Linked DNA regions of Homo sapiens: regions 2, 3 and 4 are each linked to region 1. A link is a loop called in an ENCODE intact Hi-C map of the cell type or tissue named here. Cell type or tissue: ovary. All regions are shown on one strand. Region 1 has its middle 14 kb from the start of SERPINH1. Region 2 holds the start of DGAT2 (diacylglycerol O-acyltransferase 2). Region 3 holds the start of MAP6 (microtubule associated protein 6). Region 4 overlaps ARRB1 (arrestin beta 1).

What was found. Hi-C counts contacts between places; a loop is a spot of excess contacts. Peaks named below come from ENCODE experiments on the same cell type or tissue, not always from the same donor. Only the 100,000 strongest peaks of a DNase experiment are listed, where the experiment ranks them.
Region 2: it touches region 1 in a loop (4-fold over the local background); 17 of 110 quality-filtered maps call a loop at or near these places.
Region 3: a loop joins it to region 1, with 2.1 times the contacts of the local background. A loop is called at or near these places in 16 of 110 quality-filtered maps.
Region 4: a loop joins it to region 1, with 5 times the contacts of the local background. A loop is called at or near these places in 5 of 110 quality-filtered maps.

The regions. Positions count from the first base shown.
Region 1 is chr11:75,545,651-75,550,650 of GRCh38, reverse strand. No RefSeq gene overlaps it. Among named protein-coding and RNA genes, the nearest start is that of SERPINH1, 14 kb to the left of the region's middle. In ovary, a CTCF peak has its summit at 2,928 (motif pointing left); a DNase peak (open chromatin) is centred at 2,890.
Region 2 is chr11:75,766,607-75,771,606 of GRCh38, reverse strand. DGAT2 (diacylglycerol O-acyltransferase 2) reads right to left here and starts at 2,829. Exons shown (of 8, transcript NM_032564.5): 1 at 2,495-2,829. The coding sequence starts at 2,615. It overlaps DGAT2-DT (DGAT2 divergent transcript), which reads left to right and starts at 2,960. Exons shown (of 4, transcript NR_046090.1): 1 at 2,960-3,113. RefSeq lists silencers at 2,510-2,749, 2,830-2,939 and enhancers at 3,026-3,526, 4,833-5,000. In ovary, a CTCF peak has its summit at 2,830; DNase peaks (open chromatin) are centred at 1,989 and 2,886; H3K4me3 peaks cover 1,109 bases; H3K27ac peaks cover 1,163 bases.
Region 3 is chr11:75,665,968-75,670,967 of GRCh38, reverse strand. It overlaps MAP6 (microtubule associated protein 6), which reads left to right and starts at 1,930. Exons shown (of 4, transcript NM_033063.2): 1 at 1,930-3,503. The coding sequence starts at 2,599. In ovary, no CTCF peak of the experiment used is centred here; DNase peaks (open chromatin) are centred at 2,328, 2,837, 2,898, 3,560 and 1 weaker place; H3K4me3 peaks cover 1,946 bases.
Region 4 is chr11:75,311,245-75,316,244 of GRCh38, reverse strand. All of the region lies in intron 1 of ARRB1 (arrestin beta 1), which reads left to right. Among named protein-coding and RNA genes, the nearest start is that of MIR326, 21 kb to the left of the region's middle. RefSeq lists a silencer at 1,885-2,054 and an enhancer at 1,690-2,606. In ovary, no CTCF peak of the experiment used is centred here; DNase peaks (open chromatin) are centred at 2,144 and 4,065; H3K27ac peaks cover 1,187 bases.

The DNA of each region.
Region 1 (5,000 bases):
CCCTTCCCTGCCCTCAGTGCACATAAGAGAGAGTCAGAGGAAGTCCTTTACTTCTTCATTCTTCCTTTCATGCAACAAAGTTTTTTTTTGAGATAGAGTCTCGCTCTGTCGCCCAGGCTGGAGTGCAGTGGCATGATCTCGGCTCACTGCAACCTCTGCCTCCCAGATTCAAGCAATTCTCAGCCTTCCGAGTAGCTGGGATTACAAGCGCTGACCACCACACCCAGCTAATTTTTGTATTTTTAGTAGAGATGGGGTTTCACCATCTTGGCCAGGCTGGTCTTGAACTCCTGACCTCGTGATCCATCCGCCTCAGCCTCCCAAAGTGCTGGGATTACAGGCGTGAGCCACCGTGCCCAGCAAAGATTTGTTGTTGTTGAGACACAGTCTCACTCTGGAGTGCAGCGGTTGGGATCTTGGCTCACTGCAACCTCTGGCTCCCGGGTTCAAGCGATTCTCCTGCCTCAGCCTCCCAAGTAGCTGGGATTCCAGGTATGCACCACCACGCCCGGCTAATTTTTGTATTTTTAGTAGAGACAGGGTTTCACCATGTTGGCCTGGATGGTCTCGAACTCCTGACCTCAGGTGATCTGCCTGCCTCAGCCTCCCAAAGTGCTGGAATTATAGGCGTGAGCTACCGTTCCCAGTCTCACGTAGCAAAGATTTATTGAGAACCCACAATTTACTAGGCACTGTTCTAGGTACTGGGATAAAAAAGTGGGCAAAACCAGATCTTTGCCCTCCAGGAGCCTGGTGTGCTGGCGAGTGGAGACACGCAATAAACTAAGAAAGAAATGTGATCATTTCCAGTAATAATGAGGGCTAGCAAGAAATGAAAACAGGTGTTGTGGGTAAGACTACTTTACACCAGGCAGCCTGAAATCTGAATAAGAAGCTGTAATCATTTCCGGTGGCTGCTGTATCTAGTACCACACACTTAGTGGCTTCAAATGATATAAATTTATTCTTTTATGGTTTTGAGGTCAGAAGACTTAAATGGGCTAGCAACTCCTTCTAAAGACTCTGGGGATGAATCTGCTTCCTTGCTCTTTCCAGCTTCTAGAAGCCACCCGCATTCCTTGACTTGTGGCCCCTGCCTCTACCTTCAAAGCCAGCAGTGTGGCAGCGCCAATCTCCCTCTCTCTCTGCTTTCTCCTTCCCTCATCACATCTGTTTCTCTGACTCTGACCCCTCTGCCTCCCTCTTGAGATGGACCTCCCTGATGACACTGGGCCACCAGTAAAGTCTCCCTATCTCAAGATCTGTAATTTAATCTCATGTGCAAAGTCCCTTGTCCCATGCAAGGTAATGCACTCACAGGTTCCAGGAATTCGGACATGGATGTCTTTGGGGAGCCATTCTTCCTCCGACCAAAGGAGGAGGGAGACCTTTATGGTGGGAGGAGGGGATCCCAAGCAGAGGGAGCTGCATGGGCAAAGGCCCCACAGTTAGAATGAACTAGGCATGCTCTAGGAATAGCAAGAAGGTCAGCCTTCTAGAAGTAATGCTCCAGTTAGCTTGATTTGCATCTATGTCATTCGTGAGGCCAATCCCATCTCTATGGACAAATGTTCTACAGTGTGCGTCCAGGAGCCCTGCGAGTCTACGGCATCCCCTTGGCATTTCAGGTCATCTCCTGCATCCTTCTGCTTCTAGCTGCCGGACTCTTCACATGCTTAGAGCAAGAGCACTGGACATTTGAGGAAGGTGCCTGGCTGGGCACTCACCTGGGCTGGGGCCAGGCTGACTCTGGTGGAGGGGTGGGCCCAGTCCCTAGTACCTGAGTATAATCCTGCTCTTTCTTCCCCACTGAAGGCCAGGATTGTGTGGCTAAGGATGGATGGGGGCAGCAAAGCTAGACCTCAGGCAGTGGCAGGAGCTGTCAATGGCCATATTGTTAGCTCTGGGCTGCGGCACGGAGGCACCAGGGTAGGGCTGAATGAGGCATCTGTTCGCTAGGTCAGGATGCCCAGGTCAGGGTCTCTCTTGAGAGATGCCTCCTACCCCCACCCTAACCCCAACTCTGCCCAGACCCTGCCATGTGGCTCCCTTGATATCTCTGGTACCCATCCCTCAGGGACCACAACTGTAACTAGCTGGCTCACTGTGAGGTTGGCTGTTGGATGGTGGTCTTCTCAGTTAAAATGTGAGCTCTCCACATAAGCCAGGAACTGTCTTCATCAATGCCAAGTCCCAGCAGCCGGCAGCCAGCACCCAACCCAGGGCCTGGCTCAGAGAAGTTGCTCCATACACACGTGCAATGAATGGAGGAATGAAGGAACAGATGAGAGAGACTGGGCCACCCTTGCATCCCCTGGTCACCTCCTCCCTTGACCACTGCACCCTCCTGCTCACTAGGCCTCCCTGCCTCTGGTATCTCTTCCCAGACACTCTTCATTCTAACACACCATCTAGTTAAAACCCTCCTGGGGCTCCCTGAGACCCTCAGGATCTGCCAAGCCCCAGCCTCACCAGGCTACCCGCCCACCGATTCTGTCCTCTACCTCTGCACTCCTCCTCAAGCAGTCCCTGGCACTGTCCAGTGTGCGCCCTTGTACTTGTGTATTCTTATGCCCAGAAAGCCCCTCCTCCCCTTCTCCCGGTATGGATGGCTCCTACCCTCTGTTCAGGCTCCTACAGGAAGCGGGCCCTGACCACCCCCAGCCTCCCCTGGGCTCCCACAGCCTGTGCTTCCCCCATCTCAGCACCAATTGTAATTCTCACTTCGTACATCTGTCTCCCTTTCCACACCCTGAGCCCCTCAGGGCAGAGACTAATGCTGACCCACGTCTTTCTTTGTCTGCTCCAGGGCCCTGGACGTGGTCAGGCACAGAACAAATGTTCAGCAAAGGTGTAAGCCCAGCCCCAGGCCAGTGGGCAGGTCCTATAGCCTGACCAGTGGGCGCTTCTGCCCTCTGGTGTCCGTTTTGGGTCACTATGATTTTCTATCTCTTTGAGGGGCTTCCTAGGGTGATGTACCCCAGCAGTGGTTCTCAGAGTGTGGTCCCAGGACCAATTGTATCAGCATCACCTTGGTACCTGTCAGAAATGAAAATTCTTGGGCTGTACTCTAGGCATGAATCAGAAACTCTGGCTGGGGGGAAGCAATCTGGATTTTACCAAGCCCTCCAGATGTTTCTGATGCAGGCTGAAGTTTGAAAACCATTATCCTGGAAGAACCCTAAGCCTGAACCACTCCCAGGAGCTCCAGTTAAGGGAGGAAACAGGACCCACCTGGTGGAGTTGCCAGGTACAATACAGGATTCCCAGTTAAATTTGAATTTCAGATCAACAGAAACATGTTATTGCAAGTATTGCACAAGACAGACAAACTAAAAAATAAAAATAAAAAATTCATTGTTTATGTGAAATTCAACTTTAACTGGATGTCCTATGTTCTCTTTCTGTATCAGCAGCCCTGTGCAAAGAACCCTGTTCTTATTTCAGTACTCTGCTGTCGCCATCTTGAAATTCTTAGTAATCTTTTTTACTAGGAGCCCTGCATTTTCATTTGGCAATGGGTCCTGCAAAATGTAGCCAGTCCTAGGAAGGATCTTTACAAAGCCTCCCTGGGGGCATTCAGGATCCGGAGCTCAAAGGCAGGCGGAGTGGGACCTCTGGCACCTTAGAGATGTGCCTCTAAGGATTCTCAGCTCCTCCCTCTGCCACGTGCTGGGGGTTCCCTTCCCAGGTGGGTCAAACCTTCATCCTTCTCCGATTGTGGCTCCTGTCTCCTCACTATCTTGCTGCCTCTGTTCTCACCCCTTCTATGCCACCTTCCACACAGGACGGTGAAGTTCCGAAAATGTCTGCCCATATGCCACCCTCCTGCCCCCAAACTTTTCTCTGGATGTCTCCTTCCCACTTTTATTTATTTTTTTAATTTTTTTTTTGAGACAGTCTCCCTCTGTCACCCAGGCAGGAGTACAGTGGTGCAATCACAGCTCACTGCAACCTCCAACTCCTGGATTCAACCAATTATCCTGCCTTAGCCTCCCAAGTAGCTGGGATTACAGGTGTGTTCCACAACACCCGGCTAATTTTTGTATTTTTAATAGAGACAGGGTTTCACCAGTTGCCCAGGGTGGTCTCGAACTCCTGACCTCAAGTGATCCACCCGCCTCGGCCTCCCAAAGTGCTAGGATTACAGGCGTGAGCCACCACGCCTGGCCACCACTGCTTTTATGATAACCAGTGGCTACCATTACAGAGCACTGAAGTAGATGCTTTTCCTCATTATGTCTTGTATTCTGCAAAGTAATTCTCCTCTTGGCCAAGCCTGGGATGGGATTGCTGTGGGCAGAACCAGCCTGCAGCCTCGGATGAAGAGCTGAGTATCCGCCCCAGCTCATGCCTGACAGAGGAAAAGCCGCTGCCTGGGAAGGCTACAGAGGAGCAAGTGGAGGAGAAGCACCAGAATGATCTGTTGAGCACTTACTATGTGCCGAGCACTGTTCAGAGTGGTGGGAGCTGGATGGTGAAGGACACATATACCAACCCCACCGTCCTTGGGATGGTTCCATGGATCCTGCCAGCTTTAATCTCGGGTTTATGCCCTAACCTTAGTGTTCTAATCAAACAGTGGAGGGCAGTGGCTCTTCTTATTTTTAATTTTTCAGAAGCAAGGAGGAAGTCATTCTTTTCTTTCTCGAAGATTTGATTCCAAATTACACTGGGAGAAGTAGGTTGGGGCACAGAGGAAACAGGATTGGTATGACCCACTATTGCTGAGGCTGAATGATGGGTACGTGATGGGGTCATTAGACTCATCTCTCTAATTTTGGGTATGTTTGAAATTGTCCATCATTAATTTTTTTAAAGTATAGTTCAAAGTAATAAAACCAAAAAGTAATATTAAAACTGCAAAATCTCATCCAATGTAGAATAAGACTCTTCTCTGGGGGTGGGCTTGCCTCAGAAACTAGAGACTCAGAGAGGGCAGCGACTGCCTCTGGTCTCCCTCAGTGCAGTGGCGCGATCTCAGCTCACTGCAGCCTCCG
Region 2 (5,000 bases), 220 kb before region 1:
TTCAAGCAGATCCACAGTGATGTGGAACTCCATCCTCACCCACCCCAGCCTGTTGCAGTCCTCAACAGCTGTCAGAAAGGACTCCTCTGCTACATCAAAACTTGCACCCATCATCCCACTCCTATTCCTGGCCTCACTCTTTGGAGCCGCACACAACAAATCAGCTCAAAATTTTACTGGGACCACCAACATCTCATGCTAGGTCCTGTGCTGAACCCTGAGGACACAGGCAGGTGTCAGAGGGCTCTTCTGAACGAAGAGCCCCCAATCCAAAGGCAAGGATAAAGAATAGGATATATATCCCTCCTGTCCTGATGAACTCTGCAAACTCCACGTCTGGCACAGGACAGCCCTCCAAGGATTAGGAAATATCAACACAGACTCCCGCTTCCCCCAGCATGCACCCACCTACCCATACTCCCACAGCTGGCCTTTTTTTTTGGCCAAGAAACCAGATGCCAAGGTATCTATTTCAATCTCTCACCCGTCACAGGACTTCCCTTCACAGAATCCATGGTCTCTACTTGAATACTGTCACTGACGGGCTGTTCACCAGCTCACAACAGTGGGACCTTACCCACAGAGGCAAACTAGGCCACTGGGGAGTATCTTCAAGGACCAAGGATCTAGAAGGCAGGTCTAATGGAGATGCCCAGATAACAAAATGTGCTTCAGTGCCCTCCCCTACTCCACCCAATCTTTCACCAAAGTAGATCCCAGAAAGCTGAACTGACTGGTTTGCATTTCATACCAGCCCTTCCTACATTCCATGATGTAAATCCTTGCACCCAGTTTAAAAAAAAAAAAGTTTTCAAGATCTGATAACAACATGGGGAAATGTTCCTGACATGATATTAAGTGGCTTGGTTAAAACCATTCGCTAGAGTACAAGTTCTCCTAAGGAACAAACTCTAAGTCAAAAACATGACAGCCAGGGTCACTGCCTCCTGGAAGACACAGCTCCCAGCCTGTGGATGGCAGAGCCGACGGAATGGGGTCTCCAGGAAGCACTACCACAGAGAACATCCCTATCCCACTGCCCAGTGCAAAAACATTTTTAACAGCATGAACAAGGGCAAGTCCATTCATCCATTGATGTCCCTAAGGACATCAAAGGACACAGGGAACAGAAAAGGACTCAAGTGAGAGAAGGGGCTGTCAGAGGCTACTGGCTGGATACATGGGGCAGCTCAAGCTGCTCGCCCCCGAGACAGGGCAGCAGCTGGGTTCCTCTTCAAGGGCTACGAGCAGCACCCACACCAAGAGGGGCAGATAACCACAGCGATAATCACACAAGAAGCAATGCCAATGCCTAGGTCACAGTTAAAGTGTGGTACAGCTGCAGGGTGGGTTATTGCAACCACTAGGACATTGTAAGTGATTCTGATTAACAGAAGGGAAACCTCGATGTTACATTAAGGGGGAGAAAACAAGATTCATAACTATATCTACAGCATGTCCTCAATTGTATCTATGCAATGTGTATAAAGAAAATGATCAAGAGATATACTAAAATGCTAATAGGAAGGTATCTTTGGATAGTCGATTTACCAGAAATTTTTTTCATTTGTCTATATTTTCAAAAATTCCATAATTAGCAAGCTTTATTTTTGTAACAAAGGTGGGCGGTGTAGGCGACCGTTAGTTACTAAAGAAAAATCCATGTCAGAGAGGCTCAGCAAACAGAATACAGACTTAGAAAGAGGGAGAGGGGCTTCATGCAAGACACACACGCAGACCAGGACAGCTGTGATGACTTCCCAGGGTCTACCGGATTTGTACTTGAATCCAGGGGTCAAGGCATCAGCTAAGGAAAACTTAGGCATGCTTCCTCCCACTTCAGTTTCTCCAGCTCTAGGTAAGGGAGGTGGGGGTTGGAAGAGTTGCTATTCCTCGCTTGGGAAAAGCTGCGGGGGGTGCGGGGCGGGGGTTGATTTCAACTCTGCGCGATTCACTGAGGACCTCAGTTCTACCTTGGAGGACATGCAGGGTCCTCTCCGCTGCCTTCTAAGCATGCCAGGCTCAAGAGTTGCTGCTATGTGGGCTCCAGAGCCTGGGCGAGAGGATGGATGTGGGACAGAGGACAGGGCAGACACACCTGTTCCAGTCGGGCATGTTCCCCGTCTGGTGGCTGTCTCAGGAGACGGCAAAACCCATACCATCCTGCCCATCCAGTCTATCACTGCCAAAGCTCGCTCTACCTGGTGAAGGGAGAGGGGAGGGAAGTGCCAGGGGTCACCAGCCGCAGTGGGGGCTGGGGAGGAGTTCTCGAATATCCCTAATAACTAAGAATGGTGGGTGGTACCGCTCCCACCTCACGGATGAGGGAAACAAGCTGGGGGGCGGGTGGAAAGCGATGTAACAGAGGTCGTAAAAATTGATGAGTGCCACAGTGGAGAATGAACGTGGACTCATCAGTACCCACCAGCCTGCCACAGGGCCCTTTCCAGAAAATCTTCTCGCAGGTCCATAACCCCTGCGCCGTGGCACTCACCCCATCTCCCAGACCCCTCGCGCGACAGCGCAGGTCCTCCGTGAGAGCGCTGGCTCCGGTCAGCCTCGGCCTGACGCTCGCCGCGCAGGACCCCGGAGTAGGCGGCTATGAGGGTCTTCATGGCTGAAGCCCGCCCAGTCACGGCCCCGCGGGAAGCCGCTTCACCCCGCGCCCCTGGCCCATGCCCCGGCCCCCGGGGCCAGGGCTTCGCGCAGAGCACAGGGGTCCCGGGACGGCGTCGAGGCTGGGCGGCTAGGACACCTGGAGCTGCGGCCGGCGGCCAGTGGTGGCGCGAGAGAAACAGCCTAGACCCCAGCAGAGGCGGCAGCCGCGGCGCTGGCGTCCCGGAGCGCAACACTTTATCACCTCACAACGGGGCAGGCGCCGACGCGGCGGGCGGGGCGGGCCGTTCTAAGCCGCCGCCCGCGCCACTTGCTTGTGGGGGAACCGCACCTGAGGCTCTGCTTGGCGCGGGCCCGGGGCTGGCCAGCAGCCTGCTCCGCGCGGATCCGGGGAATGCGTGAGAGGAGAGCAGCTCTGAGCCCTGCTTCCAAGGGGCGCGCCCGGTTATTCCCCTCGCTCCCTCAGTCCGACCCCGGGCGCTCCCCCGCGGAGATTGGTACGGCCCGGCGGCCAGTACCCGGGCGGGGAAAACCAAGCACGTGCGGTGCAGGCAGAGGGCGTGCAGGGGGTCGGGCCTTTACTCTTTAGGAGGGGCTGTCTTTTGGCAGCAAAGATGCGAAGGTCCCGCTTTTGGTCACTGGTATCAGGATTAGTTAGGTTAGGGCTGGGTATCTCAACCACCCAAACTGCTTCTGGCTTTCCATCTCTTTATTAAGAAACCTCACAGAGCACCTATACCCTGCTGGGTGCTGGGGACCCAGCCAGATCAGCCCAGGTTCTGCCCTTGGGATGCTCACGCTGGGGGGCAGCAGAGACAGCCGCACACAGTCACTGGTGACAACGGCCGGGACAAGCGAGAAACCAGGGGGCTATGGAACCACAGAGTAGAGAAGACTCTGCCCTGGGCTGGGGGAGTGGGGGCGCTGGTGCACTTCCCAGAGAGGTTGGTGCACAGCAGGTTTGGAATCAGATAGACTAGGAGTCCAGTTCTTGCCCTGCCTCTCTTGAGCCTCAGTTTCCATATCTGTAAAATGGGAATAATAATTATTATTTTTGTGAGGTACTTTGAGAAGTAAATGAGATAAGGTATAAAAAGAGCCTAGGTAGTGTCTGGCACATAGAAAGCATTCCAGAATGGTTTGCCCATTAATGAATAGGAATTTTGCAGATGGAAGGTGTGAGGGCAAAGCAGAAAGATAGGCATAAAGTGTTAGAAAAGCCAGCATGTTTGGGGCAGGGCTGGGGGCCCTGGAGTGGCTGGAGCCCAGGCAACTGTGGAAAATGAGGCTGAAGTGAGAGGCGCGGGTGCTTGAACTGAGAGAGGTTTGGGAGTGCCACTCTTGAGATATTGGGGGGGAGCCGGGTCTTGGGAGAGCTTTAGTAGGGAAATGGCTGGTCAGGTGGGTTTTAAGTGTCCTTAGCCATGGTATGGGAAATGGACAGGAGAGGCTGTAGGTCAGGAGGGCAGTGGGGAGGCTGTAGGGGCGGGGGATCCATGTGAGAGAGGATGAGCCTCAAGGCACGGCAGTGGTAGAGGGAATGGAGGGAAGGCCTGATCTAGGGAAGAGCATAGGAAGCGAGATCCACCAGCATGTGGTGGAGCGACTTGTTGGATGGAGGCTCAGGGAACGAGTGGGGACAACAAGCATGTCAGTGATAAGACAGATTTCTTAGGCATAGCTGGAGCGAGATAGCTGTGGGGTCACAGCATAAGAGGAGAGGAATTCCCTGCCTTTGTGGTCTTTATCATGTTCTCACAGGGGGAGAGGAGAATGACAGAAGTTACAGGCACAGGGCAGCAGGTAATAGATGCCTCTGGTGCAACCTAGAGATGCTTCCATTTGTTCAGCCCTCTCAAGGCCACAGGAGTAAATCTCTCAACCGTGTTACTGGGCCCCAAGGCCCGAATTGGCCAAGAGTAGAAAGAAAAGCATTCCAGGCAGAGCTCCCAGCATGTGGTGAGGCCATGAGGCTGGAAAGATCTTAGTGCCTTTTAGGAAACTGAGGGTAGGCTAGTGGCATGCCACATGTGGGGGATGGGGGGAGACATGGGGACTGGTAAGTGCAAAGGCTGGGAGGTAGAAACAGGTGTGGTTTGTTTTTGGGCAAAGAGGAGTGAAGCCAGGAGGATACTGAAGGTGCCAGTAAATCCTGGCATCCTCTCCTCAGAGAGGGTGCTCTTGGAGGCAAGACTCCTGCTGGCCTGGAAGATCCCAGGTCAGTCTGTGGCTCGTGCCTGCTCCAGAAGGGTCTCCTGTGGAGGAGGCCTGGGCTGGAACTCATGGCCCACCCACTCACCCTGGGCAAGTCAGTATCGCTATCTTGTCTAGGTTTCCTTTTCTGCATTATGAAATGGAGGTGACAGTTTCTGTTTTGCTGACTT
Region 3 (5,000 bases), 120 kb before region 1:
AAAACAGCACCAGACATTATTTTATTTATGGAACTCAAATCAAATCACCAAGAGGCAAAGTCCTAAGTAGGAGGAAGTTCAGTAGATAATTGACTAATCAGAGCTGTCTTCTCATCCAATTTGATTCTAGGATTAAAGAAAATCTGTGTTGTGCAACCCATTTATAATCTAAACACATACATGACTTTCTCTCCCTGAAACACCAATGCTCCCAGCTTAACTGATACTGAAAACTCTGCCTATATTGGAGGGGAAAAGAGCTGAAGTCCAGTGGATGTAGCTAGTGGAGGAGTGCAGGAGACATAAATGGAGAGATAGCAAAGACAGAACAAAAGTTACTTGGAGGAACAAGAGGTCTCCTGGAGAAGGTGTCCAAGTGGCTTCTTAGGACACTCCACTTATGGGTCTTCTGGGTGGGCCTTTTGGATACTAATAGCTACCATTTATTGAGCCATTGCCATATGCCAGATGTTGTGGTAAGCATTTTTAGTGCATTATCTCATTTTAATTCTCAGAACAACCTTGCAAGTTCAGTATTGGTACCCCCATTCATAGATGAAACTGAAGGTCAGAAGATTGCAGTGATTTGCCCACTGCCATACAGTTAAGAGCTACAAAAGCCAGGATTTGAATCTCTGCAGATTAGATTTGACTCAAAGCTTCTGCCCTGGGTCCTTCGCTATCCTCACAAAACCACTTTTTTTTTCTTTTTGAGATGGAGTTTTGCTCTTGTCACCCAGGCTGGAGTGCAATGGCACTATCTCGGCTCACTGCAACCTCCACCTCCTAGGTTCAAGCGATTCTCCTGCCTCAGCCTCCTGAGTAGCTGGGATTACAGGCACGCACCATCATGCCCAGCTAATTTTTGTATTTTTAGTAGAGACAGGGTTTCACCATGTTGGCCAGGGTGGTCTTGAACTCCCAACCTCAGGTGATCCACCGGCCTCAGCTTACCAAAGTGCTGGGATTACAAGTGTGAGCCACGACGCCCGGCCCACAAAACCATTTTTGAGGCAGGTAGTATTTCCTCCATTCTACAGATGAGGAGACTGAAACACAGGGATGACTCAACTTGCCCAAGTGGCACAGAGAGTAGCAGAGCCAAACCAGGTCTTTCGGACTTCAAAATCTCTTCTGCTTTGAAGATAGAAGAAGAGCAACGGCGAGGAGTGAGAACGTGCCAGAAGGCCCCTGCAGGCCAGGCACTGCCGTTTCCTAGGGCACAGGTCCTACCTACTCCCAACCTCCACAATTAAGCCACTTTCCAGAATTTTCTTTTCTCTACCTCTGCCCCAGTGTGGCACCTGAACTGAACAGGGACTGGGCGGTTCTTGGGGGAGTCTAAAACATACCTTCGCAAAGATTCCCTAGGAAAGGAACATCCAGGGCACCACCAGCCCTGGTGCTCCCATTCCGACACATCTGAGCAAGGCCTGTGCGTAAGACTGGCAAGTGCTTGAACCAGGAGGCAACCAAACTGGGCTCAAACACAGCCCGCCGGTTTTGACCAATTCCAGCAGCTCCCCTTTTCAAAGCATCTATTCTGGGACAGACATTTCACTAGGAGTTTCCTCCATGTTTTAAAATTTAATAGCACCCCCCCCCCCCATTGGCCCTATTTTACAAAAGAGGAGCCTCCGACTCCTGGGGATGAAGCGACAAGCACAAGGACAGAAAGTCCTCACGAGCTTGGGACTTGAACCCACTACGTCCCCAGATTCTGCTGTTGCCCGGGAGTAGAGGAGGGAGGAGCTGCCAGGGCGGAGGGTGGTGGGGAGGGAAGGCAAGCTCCCAGCAGCGCAAGCTGACGACAGCAGGTGTTTTTGTTTTGTTTTGTTTTTTTCTGCAGCACTCTTTCAGTCAGCATCGTTCCTGGATTTTTTTCTCACTGCTGAGCAGCATAAAAGGGTGGGGCCGCTTCCCTGCAGCAGAGGCAGAGGCGGCGGCGGCAGCGGCTGCAGCATCATTCGCGGGCAGCGGCGGAGACCGAGAGCTGCAGAAAAGGGTGGGGTCGCTTCCCAGGAGAAGAGGCGGTGGCGGCGGCGGCTGCGGCATCCTCGCGGGCAGCGGCGGAGGCAGCAATGCTCGGTCTCCGCTGGAGGTGATGGCCTCCCAGCCCTGCTAGGTGGCCGGCTGCACTAGGACGCCGGCAGGAAGGAGACTCGAGCCCGGTCCGCGGACCCTGCGGCCACACCGCCCGGCCCCTCCTCTGCGCCATGGCTTAAGCCTGTAGCCACCTCTCCTCACGTCGCCTCGCTCGACCGAGGTCTGTGCGCCGCCGCAGCCGCAGGGAGGGGCGCGTCCCAGACACCCTCGCCGGGGACTCGGGAACGCCGTGCGTCTCACCCTTCGGCGCTCGCAGCAGACTGCGCTCCCAAAGGCGTTTGCGACCGGTAATCGAGGGACTCTACAGACTCTCCTAGGACAGCTCTCCCCGGGTGCTCGCTGAGGGAGGAGGGCGAACTAGCTCCGGCTGATCGGGGGTAGAAAACGGTGGGAACCACATTGGCCGGTCAGGATCGGAGGCTGAAGGAAGATTATAGAGACTTGCTTTAGAACCACAAGAAGAAAGAGGAGGCCGGCTTTTCAGCTAGCATCATGGCGTGGCCGTGCATCACGAGGGCCTGCTGCATCGCCCGCTTCTGGAACCAGTTGGACAAAGCGGACATCGCTGTGCCGCTGGTTTTCACCAAGTACTCGGAGGCCACCGAGCACCCGGGCGCCCCGCCGCAGCCACCGCCGCCGCAGCAGCAGGCGCAGCCGGCGCTCGCGCCCCCCTCGGCGCGCGCGGTTGCCATAGAGACGCAGCCAGCCCAGGGCGAGTTGGATGCAGTTGCCCGGGCAACGGGGCCAGCGCCTGGGCCTACCGGCGAGCGCGAGCCGGCGGCGGGCCCCGGCCGGAGCGGGCCGGGCCCGGGCCTGGGCTCCGGCTCCACCTCCGGCCCCGCGGACTCGGTGATGCGGCAGGATTACCGAGCCTGGAAGGTGCAGCGGCCCGAGCCCAGCTGCCGGCCGCGCAGCGAATACCAGCCCTCCGACGCTCCCTTCGAGCGCGAGACCCAGTACCAGAAGGACTTCCGCGCCTGGCCGCTGCCGCGCCGCGGGGACCACCCGTGGATCCCCAAGCCCGTGCAGATCTCTGCGGCCTCCCAGGCGTCGGCGCCCATTCTCGGGGCGCCCAAGCGCCGGCCGCAGAGCCAGGAGCGCTGGCCAGTGCAGGCCGCCGCTGAGGCCCGGGAGCAGGAGGCGGCCCCCGGCGGAGCGGGTGGCCTGGCGGCCGGAAAGGCGTCCGGGGCGGACGAGCGCGACACGCGCAGGAAGGCCGGGCCTGCCTGGATTGTGCGCCGCGCCGAGGGCCTGGGGCACGAGCAGACGCCGCTGCCCGCGGCCCAGGCCCAGGTCCAGGCCACCGGCCCCGAGGCTGGCAGGGGGCGCGCCGCGGCGGACGCCCTCAACCGGCAAATCCGCGAGGAGGTGGCGAGTGCAGTGAGCAGCTCCTACAGGTGAGACGCGGCCGCTGCTAGCGCGGGGGAGTCACCACGCAGACCCTCCCCGCGGGCTGCCCGGGGCCCAGGATCCCCAGCGCAGGCCTAGCGTGCAGCCTCCCTCCAGTCCCAGGCCACACCCTCTCCCCAGCCGCCTCCCAGGCCACCTCCTGTCGAAGCCTTCTCTTCTGCCCTGTCCCATGCGCAAGCTGTTAGTATATTCCATCTCAGCCTGCCTGGCTCTTTCACTTTACCGCTGTAGCCCTTTTCTCCATCCCTCCCACCTCAGATCCCTGCCTTCCCACAGAGACCCTTTGCAATGTCAGCAGAGGCTGTGCTTCCGTCGTGCCCCCATCCAACTCACCTGCTGCGTTAGCCTGGATGTTGCCCTTTGCAGGGTCCCCATTCTTCCAGAAGAAGAATTCTTTCCAAGTGGCCTCTCGCCCTCCTCCCTAGCCCAGTTCCCTTGGCCCTTCATTCTTTCCTCCCTTTCTCAGTCTCTGGGCAACACCCAAGCACCATACCTTTTTCTAGATTACCCACAGGATCTTTACAAATTACCCCCCACCTTCCACCGCTGGAACTTTGAAGTCATTGTCCTTCCACCTCTCCCTAGCTGTGACATATTGGGCAAGTTTCCTAACCTTTCTGGGCCTCATGTTCTTATCTGTAAGATGTAATTGGTAATAGACATCTCTTAGGATTGTTCACACTTTTATTGATTTAATATTAAACATTTTATTTTTATTTAGTTAATATTAAATATTCAACATATTTTTGAGTGCCTACTATATGCCAGGCAGTGTGCCGGACATTGTGAGGATTAAATGAGATAATCAGGAGAACAGCTCGTGCCTAGCACATAGTGGTAATTAGTACATCTTGGTTCCATTCCTACCTTCCACATGATACCTTATGATCCTACTTCCTAGGTGCCTCCAGCCTTCTCTGCTATTGAGGCATCTTCTTTCTCTCTCCTTTCCCTACATGTTCTCCAGATGTCTCTCATTCTCTTGCCACCAAAAACCCCTTTCTCCAGCACACTCAATTCCTTGCAAATGAATGCTTTCAAGCATGAAAATCTCTCTCTCTCTTTCCTTCTAGAATTTTCCCTCTGCTGCAGCTTCAGCCATTCCAGTCTGCTTTCTTGCCCTTCATCCATCCGGTATATATTTCTGAAGGCTTAGCTTTCAATTCTCCCCTTATGTTTCAACCAACATCAATTAGCTAACAGAACACAGTTGACTCTGGACATGCAACATTGCATTTGGGGTCTCTCGGGGAAGATCTGTATGAAAGTAATTGAGCTAGAGGTGTTCAAAATGCAGCTTATGGGGTCCTTTATCAATGCCACAGCTTTCTGCTGCCTCCTTCCTGCAAGAGGGTGTGGGGGGCGGGGAGGACTAGAGAGTTAGTCCTTTGCCAAGACTCTGTATATAGGTTAGACTAATATCCTTCTCCAGTGAACATTACCAATACTCTCTCATAGGCTGAGGAAAGAATAGCATATCCAGA
Region 4 (5,000 bases), 230 kb after region 1:
AGCAATTCTCCCGCCTCAGCCTCCCAAGTAGCTGGGATTACAGGCACCCGCCATCATGCCTGGCTAATTTTTGTATTTTTGTAGAGACGGGGTTTCACCATGTTGGCCAGCCTGGTCTTGAACTCCTGATCTCAGGTGATCTGTCTGCCTCGGCCTCCTAAAGTGCTGGGATTACAGGCATGAGCCACGGCACCCCACCTGTAACCAGCTTTGAGGCCCAGAAGCAGAGGCTCCAGAAACAGCTGAGTGCCACCTCTCCAGGTGTCCTCCCTGTTTGGGTCCCACCTGAGGGGTTAATTAAACCCACCCAGCTATATCATAGAGTAGGGGTGGCGTGAGTGTATTTTCCTCTAATTTGGTCTTGAGGTCTCTCTCTGAGAATGGCTATAAATTCTAGCCCTGCTGACGGAGTTCCAGGGCAGGTGTTTGTGGGGGTCCACAGTGTGCCTTTCATGAGATGCTTCTTTATCCTGGTGGATGGTCTGATGCCTAAGTATCCAGCCGTGACCAGGTGTCTCTCTCACAGGAAACTGGCTTATAGTGGAAGGCGCCTTGTGGCTCTTTTCTGACCTGTGTCCGTTTATTCCTACCAAGAAAACCACTCTCTAGGAGAGTACGTGGTCAGGTGAGACACTGAGGAAGTAGCCAGCAAAACCCAGGAAATAACAGAAGCAGAGTATTACTCACAGAGGGGAGGGCAGCGGGAAGCTGCCTGGGACCCCGTGCTTAGCCAGTGAGTTGGAGCAAGAGAGAGATGGGAGGACCTGTGGACTGGAGGCTTTGTTGGGGTGCAAGATGTTACCCACGCAGTTTCTGTGGGTAAATATAATTGCTGGGATTAGAGCAAGCAGGCATAAGGCATGGTGACTGAGGGGGGTCACTGCGGCAAATCCATGTAGCCCATGTGGGTGTGGGGGTCAATGGGCAAGTTAGGTGGCTTCTGTCTGGCTGTCCCATAGCGAGGTGGTCACCAGGAGGAGGTTGCATAAGGCAGATACCTGGATGGATCACATTGAGGAACTGGGAGGAGGCCGAGCACTGGAAGCTGTGTCAAGGGTGACTGAGCCCTGCTTCTGGTACGAGAAAGTCTGACATACTCAGAGTGGGTGCCCAAGCAACATGAAATTGTTAAAATTCACTACAGCGGGTGATCTCCCCCATCCCGCAGCGTGGGGTGGTGGTGGTGGTGGTGGAAGCAGCACTAACTGGGACCCAGGCGTCCCGAGTGCAGGCCCTGCTCTCTCAATGGAAAGAGCAGCTGTCATCTACCACGGGCCTCTCTGTTCACCGGGCACTGAACCAGGTGCTCCACATGCATCAGTGAAGAAAGGCACTGTTGGCTGGGCGTGGTGGCTCACGCCTGTAATCCTAGCACTTTGGGAGGCCGAGGCGGGTGGATCACCTGAGGTCAGGAGTTTGAGACCAGCCTGGGCAACATGGTGAAACCCCATCGCTACAAAAAATACAAAAATGAGCTGGGTGTGGTGGTGTGGCACATGCCTGTAGTCCCAGATACTTGGGAGGCTGAGGTGGGAGGATCACCTGAGCCTGGGGAGGTCAAGGCTGCAGTGAGCTGTGATGGTGCCACTGCACTCCAGCCTGGGCAACAAAGTTTTTTTTCAAAGAAAAAAAAACGTGCTGTTGTTAGAGACGAGAGTCAGAGGTTCAGTTACCCAGCTAGTGAGTGGCAGATCCCAAAGCCTTAACCATTGCTCTGACCTGACTCCCAGAGTGACACTCTGGGGCCTGCAGCAAGTCCTGCCCTTCTGTGGGCCTCATGTTGCCATGCATGCTCTTAAGGGGACACCTTGTGTTCCACAAACCCCCTCTGCTCCAGTGTCCTGGGGTCTGCATTTCTGCTGGAGGGGGGGCATCCCTGGGAGCTGTGCCACCATGCCCTGCGGCATCCAGTCTGCTGTTATCTTTACTAAGAAGATGACTGGCTGACTTGGGCCCTCTTGACTCCAGCCTCCCAGGCCCCTTGCCATTGTGGGCTGACCCCTGGCCCTATCCCTTCCTTACACACAATGGGGAGCAGAGGTGGCCAGGACCCATGGTTTCTCCACCCTGTGTTAGTGGGGCCCCAGGCTGGTGGGACTGGAGTCCTGTGGGAGACCCCGAAGTGAGAAGGAAGTTGGTGGCTCCAGGGAACTGACCAAGGTCAGTGTGGCTGGAGGGTGTGTGGGGGCAGGGAGCATGGTGGGAGGGAGGCTGGAGGCTGGACAGAGGCCAGATTGTGAAGAGCTCTTGGGAGCGGTTAAGAGTTTTTAGGCAGAGGAGGCACGTGATCAGGTTTGCATCTGGAATGACTGAGAAAATGCCTGCAACTGTTAAGGCAGTGTTAGGCACGTAAGAAGCACTCAATAGCCATCAGGCCTGGCTGTGATGCTTTTTCTGTTGCTCATTATGAATACCCAGACTCCACTGCTTACTAGCTGGGAGAACTTGGGCCAGTCACTAACCCGGGGGACCAATTTTCCTTACCAGTAATGCAGAGGGATAAGGAATTTCCTCACAGGGGTTTTATCAGGATCCAAGAGCTAAGTAGGGGATTTCATTTCATCTCAGTTAATCCGGCAAACACTCAGCCAGCCAATCCCAGCTGCACAGCCAGGGCCCTTCCTGTGTGTCACACGCCTCCCTGCTTCTCAGTCAGGACATGGCAGTTCTTAGTCACGGGATCTGGAAGGGCCCAGCTGTAATAAGGCACAAAGCTTAACCTTCTCCAGTTCTCTCTCTTGTCCTCAGCCTTAGCCTACAGTGGCAGACCGCTGCCTCCTCCTCAGACTCTCCCCCTAGCCTGAAGCCTTGGCTGAGGGGCCCCCAACCTTAAGAGCCCATAGAGATTCCCGAAGGACCTGAGGGAGTTATTATTATAATTGTTATTATTTTTTGAGATGGAGTCTCACTCTGTCACGCAGGCTGGAGTGAAGTGGCTCAATCTCAGCTCACTGCAACCTCCACCTGCCAGCTTTAAGCAATTCTCCTGCCTCAGCCTCCCAAGTACCTGGGATTACAGGCAAGAGCCACCACGCCCGTAATTTTTGTATTTTTAGCAGAAACAGGGTTTCACCATGTTGGCCAGGTTGGTTTCGAACTCCTGACCTCAAGTGATCTGCCCGCCTTGGCCTCCCAAAGTGCTGGGATTACAGGTGTGAGCCACCACACCTGGCCTGAGGGAGTTATGAGCCTTCTGTGAGCCTCAGTTTCCTGGTCCGCAGAATGGGAATAAGAATGTCTGTCGTATTAGTCTCCTATTACTCCTGTTACAAATTACCATATATTTAGTGGCTTAAAACAACACAAATATATTCTTTACACTTCTGGAGGTCCAAAGTCCTGAAATGGGTTGTCAGGGCTGTGTCCTCTGGAAACTCTAGCGGGGATCCATTCCCTTGCCTCTGCTGGCTTCCAGAAGCTGTCTGCATGCCTTGGCTCCCAGCCCCATCCTCCAGCTTTGAAGCCAGCAGTGTAGATTTTCGTCTGTCTTTCAATGCTTCCATCACCCCATTGCCTTTACTCTCTCTGACCCTCCTGCCTCCCTCTTGTCAGGACCCTTGTGATGACATTGGGCCCACCCAGGTCATGCAGGATAATCTCTCCATCTCAAGGCCCTGAACAAAATCACATCTGCAGAATCTCTTCTACCACATGACCCAACACAGCCACAGCTCTGGTGATTAGGATGTGGGCATCTCGGGGGGCTGTTACTCAGCCTACCACACACACCTTGCAGAGCAGTTGTGAGGATGACATGAGACAATGAAAGGCTCCCAATGCCTGGGACAGGCAGTCAGTCCCCTTTCTCCTCTCCTGGGGCCTTTGTCTCCCCATCTGTAAGACAAGGTCCCTGGCAGTCCACACAGTCTGAGCCCATGTCCTTCCAGCGTGCAGTACACACAGGCAGACTGTCCCTTCGGCGGTCAGGGGTCCTAGGAAGTGGCAGACTTGAGCCCTGTCCCTGACGCCTCTTCTCCCACTCCTTCCCAGGGGCAGGCCTGTTCTCAGTTCCTGGCGGTGCATTTCCCATCATTCCTAGGGACGGCTGCTGGGAAAGGCTGAGCTCACCACTCCCCGGGGAGGGCGAGGGTGGAGGAAGGAGAAGGGAGAGGCCAGCAGCAGCCACTGCAAGAGATGGGAGAGGAGAGGCCATGGAAGGAGACTTGCAGCGGGAGAGGCTGAGGTGATCAGCACTTAGAGGAGGGGAAGAGGCTGGGCAGGGCCTCCGATCTGGGCCTTCGAGAACGGTCAGCTTTTTCCCAGCCCCTCGGCCCAGGCCCTGCTGCTTGGTTCCTCTGCCGGCCGTCCCCTCTCAGCCAGCCCCTTCTGACAGGCCCTGGTGGCCGGAGGAGTGTGTGTGTATGCTGGGGATGAGAGGAGGGTGTCACAGGCCAGCAGGGGCCGAAGTGGGGTGCTGCCGCCGGACAGGAATTCAGGAATCCCCCACTTCAGTGAGAAGAGGACCATTTCAGCCAGAGTCCACCCCTCACTTCCCTCTACTCAGAAATCAGTCACCGTTTGTTTGCCCTGGGGCTCACCATCTGCCTTCACTGGACCTTACTTTTTTTGTTTGCCTGTGTGTGGCAGGTGGAGGGCCGTGGGAGAGGCAGTTAATAACACCATTATGGGATTTGAGAGGGTGAAACGAGATTGTGATTTTGAACTGATTTTTGAAATGTGCAGTCTGCTATGTAAGGATGTGCATTCCATGCATAGCCTGTTCCTTTAACGTTCTCTTCTGCAATTTGACAATCTGACAAACTCTTCATTGTGCTTCAAGTCCAGCTCAGATGTCACCTGCTCTCTGCAACTTTCTCAACAGCCCCCTGCCCATCCCAGAAAGAATGGAGCTGCTCCTTTCTCGGAATTGCTGTGGCCTCTTAATTTTTTTAATTTTTATATTTTCTTGAGACAGAGTTTCACTCTTGTTGCCCAGGCTGGAGTGCAACGGCACCATCTCAGCTCACTGCAACCTGTGCCTCCCGGGTTCAAGTGATTCT